Linked DNA regions of Homo sapiens: region 2 is linked to region 1. A link is a loop called in an ENCODE intact Hi-C map of the cell type or tissue named here. Cell type or tissue: heart left ventricle. All regions are shown on one strand. Each heading gives the region's core, and the rest is flanking DNA. Links, peaks and the distances in the headings are about the cores only.

What was found. A loop is a pair of places that touch in the nucleus more often than their neighbours do. Peaks named below come from ENCODE experiments on the same cell type or tissue, not always from the same donor. Only the 100,000 strongest peaks of a DNase experiment are listed, where the experiment ranks them.
Region 2: a loop joins it to region 1, with 5 times the contacts of the local background. A loop is called at or near these places in 25 of 110 quality-filtered maps.

What each region holds. Positions count from the first base shown.
Region 1 is chr15:40,270,541-40,278,237 of GRCh38, forward strand. BUB1B-PAK6 (BUB1B-PAK6 readthrough) reads left to right here. Exons shown (of 10, transcript NM_001128629.3): 5 at 1,684-2,181; 6 at 2,326-2,459; 7 at 2,806-2,932; 8 at 3,011-3,136; 9 at 3,602-3,736; 10 at 5,387-6,947. The coding sequence ends at 5,554. PAK6 (p21 (RAC1) activated kinase 6) reads left to right here. Exons shown (of 11, transcript NM_001395430.1): 6 at 1,684-2,181; 7 at 2,326-2,459; 8 at 2,806-2,932; 9 at 3,011-3,136; 10 at 3,602-3,736; 11 at 5,387-6,947. The coding sequence ends at 5,554. Among named protein-coding and RNA genes, the nearest start is that of ANKRD63, 8.7 kb to the right of the region's middle. RefSeq lists enhancers at 2,174-2,675, 3,397-3,897. In heart left ventricle, for the core only: CTCF peaks have their summits at 4,328 (motif pointing left) and 4,538; a DNase peak (open chromatin) is centred at 4,321.
Region 2 is chr15:39,783,210-39,790,906 of GRCh38, forward strand. It overlaps LOC105370941 (a long non-coding RNA gene), which reads left to right. Exons shown (of 1, transcript NR_135665.1): 1 at 1-2,408. Among named protein-coding and RNA genes, the nearest start is that of FSIP1, 4.2 kb to the left of the region's middle. In heart left ventricle, for the core only: a CTCF peak has its summit at 3,463 (motif pointing right); no DNase peak of the experiment used is centred there.

The DNA of each region.
Region 1 (7,697 bases), core at 3,147-5,646:
CCAGGGCTGGGCCCCAGGTCCTGACAGCCCAGTCCAGGGGTCCCACTGCTCCACTACACAGTGGATGGTGACAGTGTCACAGTGTCACAGTGGATGGTGACAGTCAGGTGCTGGCGAGGACATGGGAGAATGTTTACTGTCCAAATGTACTCATCAGGGATGGAGTGAGTCCAGGCAGTCCTGGGAGGATTGCTAGCTTCTTTCCTGTGAAGGTCAAGCACACACTCGGGTGGGCAGGCAGGTGTGGGGGTGGCAGAAGTCTGCCCCAGCATGGCTGTCGGCCAGCAGGAGTGCCTATTCCACCCTAAGCAGGCCAGGGACTTGGCTGGAGAGTAGAAGCCCTGAAGCTGCGGGGGGTCGGGGAAGGAAGGGAGTGAGGGTTGCCAAAGACACTGAAAAGACTCTGGTGGGGCCCAAGGCCCAGATTTGGGGTTTGGGGTCCCTGAGCAAGCATCCCAGCCCAAACTTACTGCTTGAGATTTCCTGTAAGTTGTTTCAGCTATGGGATCAGGACCAGGACCCACTGGGCACCTAAGACAATGGCTTACATGATGGGTTTGGAGAAGTTCCTAGAAGGCTTTTTCTGCATCCCCTGAAGCATCCCTCTCCAGGTGCCCTTTAAAAACACGTAATCCCTGGGAGGGGTCATGGTGCATATCACCGCTCCTTGGGGAGAACCCAAAGATGGGCGGGCACCTTTCCTGTCAGAAAGAGCAGAAGGGCTTGGGCTCGGAAAAGCAAGAAGCCTCGCAGGCTTCCAGGGCTGGGCCTGAGCAGGGCTCACTGGGGGCCCAGGCTGCCCCTCAGCTCCACCTTCCCTTCCTCCCTCCCTGCCAGAGCCAATGAGGATAGGCCCCCTACCTTCTCCTCCCTCCCGGGGGCTCCTTAGCCAGGAGTTTCATGCCAGGGAGGAAGTGGAAGGACTCCTTTAGGGGGTCCTTAAGACATCTCCCCATCCCTGGCCTCAAGGCTTGGGTTTGGCTGGACCTACCCTCCTAACTCCAGATCTCTCTGGCACCAGATTCCCAGCCCAGGGGAGACACCTGAGAACCCCCCAGATGGTGACACACCTCTGTGGTCCTCTGTCAGGGACATAACCTCCCAGCACAGATTTGCAAACTCCCTGCTGCAGGCACAGGCAGGGCTATCGGGCCCCAGGTGTGGCTCCCCTGCCTTGGTTCAGGGAGTGGAGACACAGTTGCCCACTGCTCCCCACCCCACTGCCAGGCCTCTTCTGCCCCCATGGGTCCTGGGGTGGGGGAGCCTTGGGAGTGAAGAATGCCTCTGACCCAGATTCTTCAAGCAGCCTCTGAGCTCAGAGGAAGAGTCTGCCTCACGGCAGCCTCCCTGGGGTCTAGCTGTCAATCGCCCAGGAAGAAATACCCAGCGCAGGACCCGGCGGGGAGCTGGCCTTCTCTGTCTTCCCAGGTGCAGCAGAGCGAGTGTAAGGAGCTGTCTTGGGCCTGCCCAGCCTGGTGCCCTGCGGGGGACTGCTGGCACAGGACTGTGACTGGGCTTCAGCTCTGTCTGAAAATCTTTGCTCAGAGCACCTCCCTAGTTTGATCTGATACCCCGCCTGACCCTGCCAGAGTCCAGAGGTCACGGCGGCCAGCCCCTGCCTCCGGGAAGGTTATTCCAAATGCTCCCACAGCCCTGACCCTTCCTGTTGCTTTGTCCCTGCAGCCCAACTCCTCTTTCCGACCGCCGCAGAAAGACAACCCCCCAAGCCTGGTGGCCAAGGCCCAGTCCTTGCCCTCGGACCAGCCGGTGGGGACCTTCAGCCCTCTGACCACTTCGGATACCAGCAGCCCCCAGAAGTCCCTCCGCACAGCCCCGGCCACAGGCCAGCTTCCAGGCCGGTCTTCCCCAGCGGGATCCCCCCGCACCTGGCACGCCCAGATCAGCACCAGCAACCTGTACCTGCCCCAGGACCCCACGGTTGCCAAGGGTGCCCTGGCTGGTGAGGACACAGGTGTTGTGACACATGAGCAGTTCAAGGCTGCGCTCAGGATGGTGGTGGACCAGGGTGACCCCCGGCTGCTGCTGGACAGCTACGTGAAGATTGGCGAGGGCTCCACCGGCATCGTCTGCTTGGCCCGGGAGAAGCACTCGGGCCGCCAGGTGGCCGTCAAGATGATGGACCTCAGGAAGCAGCAGCGCAGGGAGCTGCTCTTCAACGAGGTGGGAGGACAGGGTGGGACACAGACGGGGGCGTTGGGGATGGGCAGTGAGCAGCCAGCCAGGCTGGACATCTGTGAGCAGGGGCAGTGGGTGGCCATGCGTCTGGGCACTGTGCCTGGCACTCAGGCCCCCGCCTGCCCCCAGGTGGTGATCATGCGGGACTACCAGCACTTCAACGTGGTGGAGATGTACAAGAGCTACCTGGTGGGCGAGGAGCTGTGGGTGCTCATGGAGTTCCTGCAGGGAGGAGCCCTCACAGACATCGTCTCCCAAGTCAGGTGGGCAGCTGGGAGGGCTGGACCCTGAGTGCAGGCTGCCCTCACCATGGCCCTGCCAGGGCAATGTGGTCTTCTGCCTGTGGCCCAGAAGACTTGGGATGCCTGGGCTCCCCTGCCTGCTGGGGTAACTGAGACCCAGGGGTCTTGGGAGTGGAGAAGAGAAGGATAGCTTCTAGCCAAAGCTCAGGCCCCAGTTTTCACCAGGGCTATGGCCTGACTGTGCTGCCAAACAGATTGCCTGGGAGCTGTGGGGCCTAGCACCAGGGACTCCTACTCTGCTCAGCCACCCCACGACCTGCCAGAGCTAACGTTCTCTTTCATCGGGTGGCCCCACCTTCCTGTCCAGGCTGAATGAGGAGCAGATTGCCACTGTGTGTGAGGCTGTGCTGCAGGCCCTGGCCTACCTGCATGCTCAGGGTGTCATCCACCGGGACATCAAGAGTGACTCCATCCTGCTGACCCTCGATGGCAGGGTAGGTCCCATCCTGTCCCTGGCACAGCCACGCTCCCACTTCCTCCTGATCCACCACTCACTCCCTTTTCAACCGCAGGTGAAGCTCTCGGACTTCGGATTCTGTGCTCAGATCAGCAAAGACGTCCCTAAGAGGAAGTCCCTGGTGGGAACCCCCTACTGGATGGCTCCTGAAGTGATCTCCAGGTCTTTGTATGCCACTGAGGTAACCGTTCCCTCCACCCCCCAGACCTCCCAAAAGCAACTTGGCAACTGGCAGCTCTTCTGCTGTGGCCCCTCCAGTGAGCTCACCAAAAGCAGCCCTGGTTTTCAGAGTCCCACCTAGTCAACACCCTTCCCCCTTTCGATGGGGCTGCTCTTACCCAGTGACTTTGCTGCCAGGAACGAGTCCTGCAAGTGCTTTCCTCAGCTCAAGGGCAGAATGGGGTATGGCCGGGCCTCCTATGTATGATGGCCTTTCTCTGAGTGACTGACAGCTGTGTCCCTATAGGCAGTGGTCACTCATGCAGGCAGTAACTGGCCACAGGGCAGGTGACCAGGGGAGGAAGGAGACAGACCCACCAAGGAGAGCTGGGGCCAGCTGTCCCCCCTCCACCACTGCTGCCACCAGAACGCAGCTACCAATGGGCCAGGGTCTGGCCATGGGGTCAGGGACATTTTCCTCCTGCAGGTGGATATCTGGTCTCTGGGCATCATGGTGATTGAGATGGTAGATGGGGAGCCACCGTACTTCAGTGACTCCCCAGTGCAAGCCATGAAGAGGCTCCGGGACAGCCCCCCACCCAAGCTGAAAAACTCTCACAAGGTCAGTTGGCACACAAGGGTGCGACCTCGCAGACCCCATTCCTCCTGAGGCAAGGGGACCAGAACCTGGGCTCCCAGCATCTCCCTTCCACTGAAGCCACAGGGTCTGGGCTCCTGGAAAAGGCTCCTCTTTCCCCACACAAAACCCGCACCTGGGTGTGGAGCCGCATCTACGCACAAGTTCGCATGTGCGCTCCGACAAGTCGCCTCCCACGGCTGTGGCAGGAGAGTTGCTGCTTGGCAGAAGGGTTGCTGCTTGGCAGGCACTGGTCGGAAGCCCAGTGGGGCCCATGAGCAGGGAAAGCCAGGACACCAGCAATCCCTGCTGTCCAGGGAGGGATCCGGAGAAGCTTCACTGAGCACAAACCCTTCTAACCCGTGTCGGGAGATCCATACCATGATTCGATGTCCCTGTCCATCACGGCGAGTCGGCTCATGCTCCATCGTTGCACACCCCGACACAGCTAAGCCACAGCGTTCCCCTTAAAGCCAGTATAAGTGCATGGAAGTGTATACATGTAACCCTTTTTGCCAAATCGGCCCCAACCCCGCAGGCCTTACTGTGGACGCCCCCTGCTGGCAGGTCAGCACGGGGCTGCTAAGTGGCACCGCCATCTGGTGGCCAAAACAAGAAATGTCTCAGAGGGCTGAAGCCTCTCCTCTAAAATAGCAAAAAAACAAGAGTTCTGTGGCCCCAACACAAAGCTGGATGGGAGGACCAACAGGAAACATCTTCCAAGACAACTGGTCCTTGGAGCCCGCACCGCTAACCCCAAAATTAGCATATAAAGATCTCCAGTTGGCTAATTCCTCAGAGGATGTAGCCTTCTGCCCAAGACTCAGCCTCATCCCAAGATACTGGCTCAAAATGAACCAAGATAAGCCCTTGCTTTAGACTCTTAAGGCCTAGAGCAACAAAGAAATCTTCCTTTTCAGGTCTCACTTTATTTTCTATTTTTCAGAGTACTTCCTCATCCTTGACTTGTTTGTTTCTGTTGTTGTTGGTTTTTTTTTTTTTTTTTTTTTTGGAGATGGAGTCTCTCTCTGTTGCTCAGGCTGGAATGCAGTGGTGCGATCTCAGCTCACTGCAACCTCCGCCTCCTGGGTTCAAGCAATTCTCCTGCCTCAGCCTCCTGAGTAGCTGGGATTACAGGCACGTGCCACCATGCTCAACTAATTTTTGTATTTTTAGTAGAGACAGGGTTTCGCCATGTTGGTCAGGCTGGTCTACGAACTCCTGACCTCGTAATCTGCCCAACTTGGCCTCCCAAAGTGCTGGGATTACAGGCTTGAGCCACTGCGCCCAGCGACCTGTTTTTAAAATCTCAAAAGCCCTATGTGGCAGACAGGGCAAGCATACTTTATCACTAGCCCATTTTACAGATGAGAAAACTGAGGCCTAGAGAAAACTGTGACTTGCCTGAGATCACGGATAGAGCCAGATCTGGATCACTGATGCCAATCCTCTGCCCCTTCCACAGAGCTATAGCATCTGAATGCTGAGAGCCTTGAGGGGGTGGGGAGGGACAAGGGAACAGGAAGTTAAAAAACCAGCGAATTCATGACTTTCAAACAATGATAAGTCCAGGCAATCAGGTCACCCCGAAGTGACTGCAAATTGTGGCTTCATCTTACTGCCCTGCCTCTACAGGTCTCCCCAGTGCTGCGAGACTTCCTGGAGCGGATGCTGGTGCGGGACCCCCAAGAGAGAGCCACAGCCCAGGAGCTCCTAGACCACCCCTTCCTGCTGCAGACAGGGCTACCTGAGTGCCTGGTGCCCCTGATCCAGCTCTACCGAAAGCAGACCTCCACCTGCTGAGCCCACCCCAAGTATGCCTGCCACCTACGCCCACAGGCAGGGCACACTGGGCAGCCAGCCTGCCGGCAGGACTTGCCTGCCTCCTCCTCTCAGTATTCTCTCCAAAGATTGAAATGTGAAGCCCCAGCCCCACCCTCTGCCCTTCAGCCTACTGGGCCAGGCCGGACCTGCCCCCTCAGTGTCTCTCCCTCCCGAGTCCCCAGATGGAGACCCCTTTCTACAGGATGACCCCTTGATATTTGCACAGGGATATTTCTAAGAAACGCAGAGGCCAGCGTTCCTGGCCTCTGCAGCCAACACAGTAGAAAAGGCTGCTGTGGTTTTTTAAAGGCAGTTGTCCACTAGTGTCCTAGGCCACTGCAGAGGGCAGACTGCTGGTCTCCACAGATACCTGCTGTTCTCAGCTCCAGCTTCAAACCTCGAGTCTCGAGAGGGCCACGGGGTGGTTTTTATGACCGGAATCCCGCTTCCTCCCTCACGTCTGATGTCCTGAAGGTGCAGTCCCACCTGTACAGCCCCTCCCCGCCCAGAACTGTGAATGGCCTGCTCCAGGCCATGGCTGGGGGCAGGGAGTGAGGGGACAATTTCTGAGTGAAAGAGAAAGAATGGGGTCGGTGGTGAAGGTGCTCTCACTTTACAGAATGGAGAGAACATCGTGTGTGTGTGTGTGTGTGTGTGTGTGTGTGTGTGTGTGTAAGGGGAGGAAAGCCACCTTGACAGCCCAGGTCCCTCCAGGTCACCCACAGCCAGTTTCAGGAAGGCTGCCCCTCTCTCCCACTAAGTTCTGGCCTGAAGGGACCTGCTTTCTTGGCCTGGCTTCCACCTCTCCACTCCTGTGTCTACCTGGCCAGTGGAGTGGTCCATGCTAAGTCTAACACTCCTGGGAGCTCAGGAGGCTTCTGAGCTTCTCCTGTACTGTGCATCGTGAGGGCCAGAGACAGGAATGTAAGGATTGGCAACTGTGTTACCTTTCAAGTTTATCTCAATAACCAGGTCATCAGGGACCCATTGTTCTCTTCAGAACCCTATCTGGGAGAGAAGGCGAACCACCTCCGGGTTTCCATCATGTCAAGGTCACAGGCATCCATGTGTGCAAACCATCTGCCCCAGCTGCCTCCACAGACTGCTGTCTCCTTGTCCTCCTCGGCCCTGCCCCACTTCAGGGCTGCTGTGAGATGGAATTCCAGGAAAGAACTTCAGGTGTCTGGACCCTTTCTATCTAGATAATATTTTTAGATTCTTCTGCTCCCTAGTGACCTACCTGGGGGCAAAGAAATTGCAAGGACTTTTTTTTAAGGGTCAGAGTTTTCAAAACAAAAGCATCTTCCCTAGAAATTTTTGTGAATTGTTTGCACTTGTGCCTGTTTTAAATTAAATTGAGTGTTCAAAGCCATTGGGCTTCCTGTGTCTCTGGGAGCGGAGACCGGCCGTCTTGGAGGGGGGTCTCCTGTGGCGGGTGAATCTCGTGTAGCCTCCCCTCCTCCCCACGTGAGCTCTCCAGCAGCCACACCACAGAACACCCAACTTCCCTGGTGGCCTGTGGACCCGAAAGGAGGGCAGAGAGGAAGGGAAACAGGAAGTGAAAGGCCCTTGGGAATGAAGGCGATGAAAAATAGACGGGGCTACTTCCCCAGGGGAGAAGAGCCCACAAGGAAAGCCAGGGCCCTGCGCTGCGTTTGCGGGGGGTGGCCGAAGTGGCTGACGACCACCCTGTGTGTCAGCTTCTCCCATCCTCTGCGCGCTCCTCACCCCCACCCCAGACCTCCAGCTGTCCATAGGAAGTGGTCTGAAACCGCTTCCAGTGGGAGAGCAGTCCCTGCCTCACTCCTCAGGACTGAGGGAGATGGTGTGGGGTTCAAAAAGAACGGAGCAGAGCCTGGAAACCAGGGAGCCTGGGCTTTCGTTCTGGGGGTGGGGAGGTGGATGAAATTATCTTGCAACTTCCAGCTCCCACACGGATTCCCGCACTTCCTTCCTGAGATCTCCCACTGCCCAGGATTCAGGAGCAAGCCAGGAGCAAGGAACCATGCAGCCTTTCTTTCACTCCCCAGTGCATTCACACCCTGACAGGTGCCCTGGTGCTGCGGCTGGCCCGGCCTGTCCCCCCAGCTCAGCAGAAGCAGCACCTGTGACTTACCTTCAG
Region 2 (7,697 bases), core at 2,259-4,758, 490 kb before region 1:
TGAGTTTTGCACAGATTCGGCTACAGTCCAAAAAGAGTTATAATTGCTTTTTGCACCTTCTTTCATTTCGTAGTTTCTCTAATTCTCAGTGCACGAAAATTATTTCCCTACGTCCACAAACTGATTTTCCTCACCTCCATTGCCATCATTTCTCCTGCTTTCCAGTCTGAACAGCACATTACCGTTTACAGGGCATTTTCACATTCATGGCCCCTTTGTCCTCATTGTTTTAACTAGGTACGATGTGGTTTTTTTTCAGCGAAGCAAATAGTCGTAGGCTGAGTTGCCGAAAGAACACAGCTGCAGTCTAGGCGAGTGCTGGGTATAAAAACCTGGCTATAAATGCCATCCCTATGCTCCTGAATCCTGCATCTTATCACCAGCCCAGACTTCCCTGAACTCCAGACTCCTTTACCTAACTGCCTATTTGGCATATCCACTTAGATGTGTAAGCATCTCAAACTTAACACGGGAAAAAACAACTTCTCCAGAGTCCCCCACCCACTTTCTATCCATCTCAGCAAATGGTAATTTCAGCCTGCCATGCCTAGACCAAAAACCTTGGAGTCATCCTCAATTCTTCTTCCTCTCTCACTCTACAATCTATTTGTCCTATCAGCTCAACATTCAAAATATATTCAGAATCCAAACATTCGTCACAACTTCAGTGCTTCCATTCAGGTTCATACTGACATCATCTCTAAATGATAAGGCTTTCTGTTGGCTCTCTGACCTCCACTCCTACCTACTGCTTTCCCCTGGTAAACCTGGTTCCAGCCTCACTGTCCTCATTGTTAGTGTTTCTGTGCAGGGATTTCTTCCCAGCATTTCTCAGGGAATTTATGTGGCTTTCCAAATCTCAAAAGAAAAAAAGTTGCAAACTGAAGAAAATGGGAGAAAGTATCCTAATCCTCCTATGAGAATTAAAACTTAGCAGCCGACCTAGAGATGTTACTGAAGAAATTCACCAATGTCAAGTTGAAAACCAGCACAGGAAATGCTGAGTTCGAGGTTGAGGTGAACATTTTCAGGAACCAGGTCAGGAGCACTTGGGAGAGACATGGCCACAATCTCATCAGTCAGTCTTGTTTGTAGTTGGTGCCATGAAAGCCTATGTTCCTGGCCCTGTGTGCCGCTGGCAGTGAGTCATTCTTGCAAATAAAATATAAATAGGTTGATACTCATTGTATACTTTATACAAATTCTATGAGCAGTGTTCAAAAAAGTAACGGGTTTTGGATTCAAAGTAAATCCTTAAATTGACAGTTTCCAACCCATGATTCTGGGTAGTACAGTTAACCCTGCTAGGAGATCTATTATTTGAATACTCCTCAATAATGTTCTCTGTGTTTTCCAGCATTTGAATATTTGCTATAAACCCCACTTCTTGTAAACACTTCTAAATTTAATAGTTCTCATTTTTTAAACAAAGGCTTCAGATACTTGTAATAATGAGTAAAGAATATGAAGAAGGTAGAGAATATTTTAAGAATAAGATTTTGAGAACAGCTGGTAATTCTGATTTCCTGTTTCTGCATCCCAAAGATCAGTATCTGTCAGGAATTTGGAAACACTTGTTGTTCCTCCAGTCCAAATACACACACACACACACCAGCCTGAAATACAGTTTCCCAGCTATCCACCTGGTTTGCTCCTCTCTTTCCTCAGGCGTCCGCTTCCTCAGGAGGGCCTTTCCCAACCACCCTGTATAAAATAATTATCCCCATCTCCACACTCCCTACCCTCTGTCCCCTCAACCCTGCTTTATTTTTTTATGAAGAAGAGAGATGACATTATTTGGATTTTGATATTAAACAGCTAGGTTATCTTAGGTAAATACATAAGCTTTTGTGGGCCACAGTTTCTTCATTTGAAAAATGAAGTTGGACTAGTTTTGCAGTGCTTAACTGCACAGAGCATTAGAATCACCTGGGGAGACTTCATAAACTACACAACCAGGGGTGTACCTGAGATCAAATGAATCTAGGCCTTCTCAACTTTAATGTGCAGACAAATCACCGAGGAATCTTGTTAAAAATGCTGATTCAAAAAAAAAAATGTTGATTCAGTATCAGGTGAGACCTGAGACTAACAGGCTCCTAGATGATGCCAATGCTCCCCGTCCACCGACCGCTGTTTACCTAGCGGCAAGACGAGATCATTGCCAAGTGCCTGCACGGTTCTCATACACCATAAACGAAGGCCATTCTTTCCAGTTTTTAATTTGGTGACTAATAGTGTCCACTAAGAAAACAATACCTTCCCAATTTCTCGGGGGGGGAAGGGGCTGAACTAAGAAAAAGCGGACCTATGATTACTGCTGTTTTCATTTTTTTAACTGTTGTTTTTAAAATGCAACATAAGATGCATATAAAGCAAGTGAAAATAAAATTCGGGTTCCACGTAAACTTTGTGTCTCTTCACTGTTTGTAACCTTTCCAGACTAAGTCCCTATTGACTATATTTGCATAAAACTATTTATCTCATTTTGAATTGTTTTGTCTCTGTGTCACTCTCACGTGTTTATTTACCTCCTGCTGCTTCCATTTTGTAAACTGCCGAGAGGCTGTGTGTGCCTTAAGGGCCAGCTTTAATAAATTGCATTTGTTGTGTATTTGTTTTTAATTTCCCCAGATACTTCTGTGTCAGCTATTGCAGGTGACACCCTCAAAACAGCACGGGGATATAAGTCCGAGAGCACCAAATGTCTATACTGTGTTTTCTGCAGTTCCATTTTCAAAAATCGCAAACACATCCTGGAAAGTGTTGTGCCCTTCAAAGTCATTCATAAAAATTTCTTCTAGAGTCAAGATATTTGAAGCTAAAATTTCCCTGGTCTCATTCCAGGTTGGTGACATATGGCAGTGGCAGTGTTAGTTTCGGAGTTAGCTTTTGTTTTTGTTTGCAGTCTCTCCCTACTCTTGACATCCTCCTTCCGAGTGGAGTCAGATTTGAATGAATGAAAGCGAGCAAGAGCATTGTTTGCCATCTGGGCACCAACTACCATTTCAGCCTTGTTGCCCCGGTTGCCCTTTCCTCACCATAAACTTCAACCGAATGTAACAATATGGTAGGAGAGGGATCTCATTAAGCCTCATATCGTAGATTCTACACACTGGATTTTGTGTATAATAGCCATTCCTACTGGAGAGCAGATAATAGTGTTTACCACTGGATAGTTCCCATGTCCTGTGAATCTATGCTTAGTGTTATTGAAAAACTGCATTTACAAAGTGTTTCAGACTTGCCTTCCAAGCATCATTTCACTTCATTCATAACATTCTATGAGTCGGCACTAGTATTACCTGGATTTAGAGTTGAGAAGCAGAGCACCTAAAGGGTAAGTAATTGTCCCAAGGTCGTTGGGGAACTAACTGGCACCGGGATTCCAACCTAGGTTCCAAAGCCTGCCCTCCATCTCCTCAGGGGTCCGAATTCTAGAAGAGGAGATATTTGTGTCCACTAGATGGTGCTGATTGTCCTCTTAAAAAAAAAAATTGGCAGCCACTTTCAGAAACACGTTCCTTTGGATTTTAGGTGTAATTCAAGAAACCACTGAACTGAAGTATCTTGTATGTCTGAATTGTGCCTGGATGCATCTTTAAATAGCCACCCAAATAGGAAAAGTGAAAATTTGATCTCAAAAAAACTGCATTTTTTAAAATGTTAGTACCTATAAATAATATCAAAAAACCATGGTGACTTTGAGACTCTGAAAATTCTCATACATCTGTATTTACATTAAATCAGTAGACTTAAGAAGAAATACATGTTTTATTCCATGTACCCCTTTTATACCAACTGTACTCCCTCCAGCATCTCCCAATCCTGCTTGGCCACAATGCCATCCATGCCAGCAAGGGTCATGAACAGGGAAGTAAATAAAGCCTGAAAAAAACAACAATCAGATTCTGGAACAGGTAACACTTTTTTCTTTTTCTTTTTTTTTTTTTTTTTTGAGATAAAGTCATGCTCTTTCACCCAGGCTGGAGTGCAGTAGCACAATGATCATGGCTCACTGCAGCCTCAACTTCCCAGGTTCAAGCAACCTCCCACCTCAGCCTCATGAGTAGCTGGGACTACAGGCATGCAACACCATGCCCGGTTGAATTTTTTTTTTTTTTTTTGTAGAGGTGAGGTCTCCCTATGTTGCCCAGGCTTAATGCTATTATTATTGAAAGTAAAATACATGTTAAGTATATGTTTCATATGTGCTTAGTACCTTATTTTAGTACATTTTTTAGAACTTAAAAGCTGTGAAATAAACCCGATTCAAATGGGTTGTCAGATTTTGTTGTTGAGAAGGATCAGTTCAGGTGTTATTTAAAATATTGATTCTAGTCCCTATTACATGATTCAGTGGGTCTGGAATGCAGACCAGGAATCTGCATTTTTAACAAGTCCCTTGGTGCTTGTGGTACAGATGAACCACTGACTTCAAGTTAATGTTTTAGAGGGTAAATAGTGGTGAGGACATTGCTCCTGGAGGCACCATGGAGCCCCCTGCAGCTGTTCTACACGGAGGCTGTGAACAGTGACATCCAGCACTTCCTTTGTAAACAGCAGGCTAGAGACTGAAAAATGCTCTCCCTGTAGAACTCTTTCCCTCCTCTCCCTGTCTGCTGTGGAGTGCTGCACAGAATTAGCTGCTGGTCAGTGGATGTCTCCATTTTTTAAAAGATCAAGCTTACAACTTCTCAATGCCTATTGGTCCAAAAACAGTGATGACTTTAGGTTTGTTTTCAGTTAAAGAAGTTAGATCATGTATTGTCATATAACTATTCAACTGGCTCGAGCGATCCGAATGTCAACCTAGGGGGCCACAAACTTCCAGGACATTGTGAAATTGTGTAAAAATCAGTGCACACATACACACACACACACACACATAGCAGTGCAGCTACATGTTTCTGGCCTAGAGGGTTGTTTTTAAAGATAGTAAAGTAAATCAATGAAAACGAAGGTATGTTATAATATCCAGAGTCATTTGCAGGGGGAAGGTGTCATGTCAAGTGGGCCCTAAAGCAATCAGCTCTGCCAAGTGAGTCATTCTCACCAGAAAGGAGAAAAAAATCGGTTTCTCTTCTTTTCTAAGGAAATTCCCTCAAAGTAACAGACTGCTTAACTTTCTCATGATCTTACTGGCTACAAAGTTTGGTCACCCGCAGCAACTCTGTACCTGTAAAGATTTAAAGAGTTGGCAGAAACTTCCCAAGGCCAGCTGCAGTTTCAGTTGCTGGATGCCCACTGAGATTAGTGTCTCGCCCCTGTCAGCTGAATGGATGTGACACTGCTTGCGCATAATGGCTGAAATTGCACTGCAACTATCAATCCTGGGCTGAAACCAACAGATTCTGAACATTGCCCATGCATTGGGTTTCATGCTTCATGCTTTCAACCTACAGGTAAGCTTGTCTCTGAGTCCAAAACCTAACTTCAGTATTGAGCTTGGTCTCTCTGATCCCATAGGGGTTTGTTAGTTTGTTGTTTTAAATTGGATCTCCTGATCTGTGTACTTGGTTGAGGTAAGCAGGTCTATGCAAACCTACCCCCAAAGGCCAAGGAAGCTGAGAGGCCAATGAAAGAAGCTGACAAGTCCAGTTTCTCAGAAAGAAACATTCAATAAGGGCTTACAAACAGAAGCCATGTCTCTGGCGGCCAGAGAGACAGTGGATCCCCGCAACTGCCCTCCAGAAAGCATCTTTTATATAGCAAGATTTTAGGGAAAGATGTGCAGCCAGTCATGCCTCAGGCCTTCTTGCAAAACTCATGACCCCTGGGGTGGTTAGATAAGCATCTCTATGAGAGTTTATCTATGCTACAGGAACACATTGGTCATCTTGCTATGCAACAGGCCGTTTTCCTACAATACTAAAATGAAGCTTTAGTATATAGTTATGTAAGCCTTCATTATTATGTAAACCTTTGTACATATTTTAACAAAAAATAAAGGAAGCTAAAATAATTAAGATGCCATATTAGAAACATTCAAATCAAATATTTAGGGTGTTAAGCAGCAAGGTAAGGAAATGATTTTTCTCAGAGTTAACATCTCAGACATAAAGAAATAAGAAGTAAACCACCCCAGGGGTTTGTTCATCAGTCATGGGTCAGGCTGCCACAATGTTTAAGTCTCATCCTGGCATTCTTAGCTTCTCACTTTATTTCTTACACAATCTTTTTCTTAGCTGGAATCCAAAGTAATGTTTCTATCTGAACATACAGTGTTTATTACACTAGGAACTAGTCATCATTTTGAAGACTTGGTTTTCTTGTTTACATTTTTAAAATTTGATCATCCAAACTCCTTTCTTAATAGAAGCTGGCTTATTTTCCCCTTATTTTGCCATAATAGGCAAACTAAAATTAGTGCTTTAATTTTGTTCAAAATTTGTGATGTTTTATATTTTTGTAATTCATCACTGACACACATTTTAAAATACACATCTCTGGATTTTCTGTCCTGTCTTTGCCAAGAACAGTGTGGCCTGGGCCTAGTCTCTTAACCTCTTTCCACCTCAGTTTCTTTGTCTAGTAAATAAGAGGTAGATAAAGGTTTCTACCACTACTTCCAGCTCTGAGACCCTGTGATTTTCTGATTTAAGCAGTCTCTGCTCTCTTTGGAAATGACCTGCTTCTCAACCCAACATTCATAACAATGTAAAAGGCATCTGCTCAACGTGCATGGCAGCAAGAATTACTTGTTTAGAAACATCTGGGTAATGGTAACAACCATCTGTCTTGTCCCTGCAATTGTCGAACAAAGAATTAAGCAAGCAAAACCACAAGAGAAGTGCCCTATTTTTATAGAACGATGCAATAGAACAGAATTTGTTTAGGTTTTATGAGAGTTGCATATGTATCCCACCTCTGTTATGGAACGGCAAGCCTCTTCACCTCTGCAGACTTCAGTTTACCAGCCTATCTGTCAAACAATGGGAAGATAACTCTCTAGCACTGTTCCTTATTTTGTTGAAATAGAGAAATTAATATGTTCTTGAGACACTATACTGAATTTTTCATTGCACTTGTTAATAAAATGAGTATTTTCATGTCAAATAACAGCAACCATCCAATCCATGCTGGAGAATGAAAGAAAAGCAGATGAATTATCAGGTTCAATTCATATCTGGTGTGCATTAAATGCTCATCTATCTTGTATAGCTTGCTACAGATGATGGTATTTTGGTGAAAATTGCCAACAATTTTTTAAATGAATCTAGAGATCATTACCTGGACCCAAATTTGTGAGAATTTTGCATTCGGGTGGACACTTGCATCCATGCATTCAATTTTCTATCATTCATTGGTCATTTTTTCTGAGTTAAATCCTCTAGCGAGGGCCGGGCACGGTGGCTCACGCCTGTAATCCCAGCACTTTGGGAGGCAGAGGCGGGCGGATCACGAGGTCAGGAGATCTAGACCATCCTGGCTAACACGGTGAAACCCCGTCTCTACTAAAAAATACAAAAAATTAGCGGGCGTGGTGGTGGGCGCCTGTAGTCCCAGCTACTCAGGAGGCTGAGGCAGGAGAATGGCGTGAACCCGGGAGGCGGAGGTTGCAGTGAGCGGAGATTGCGCCACTACACTCCAGCCTGGGCGACAGAGCAACACTCCGTCTCAAAAAAAAAAAGAAAAAAAACCAAAAAACCTCTAGCGAACTATTTCTGGGCAAGTGAACTTTTCAGCATTTCTCT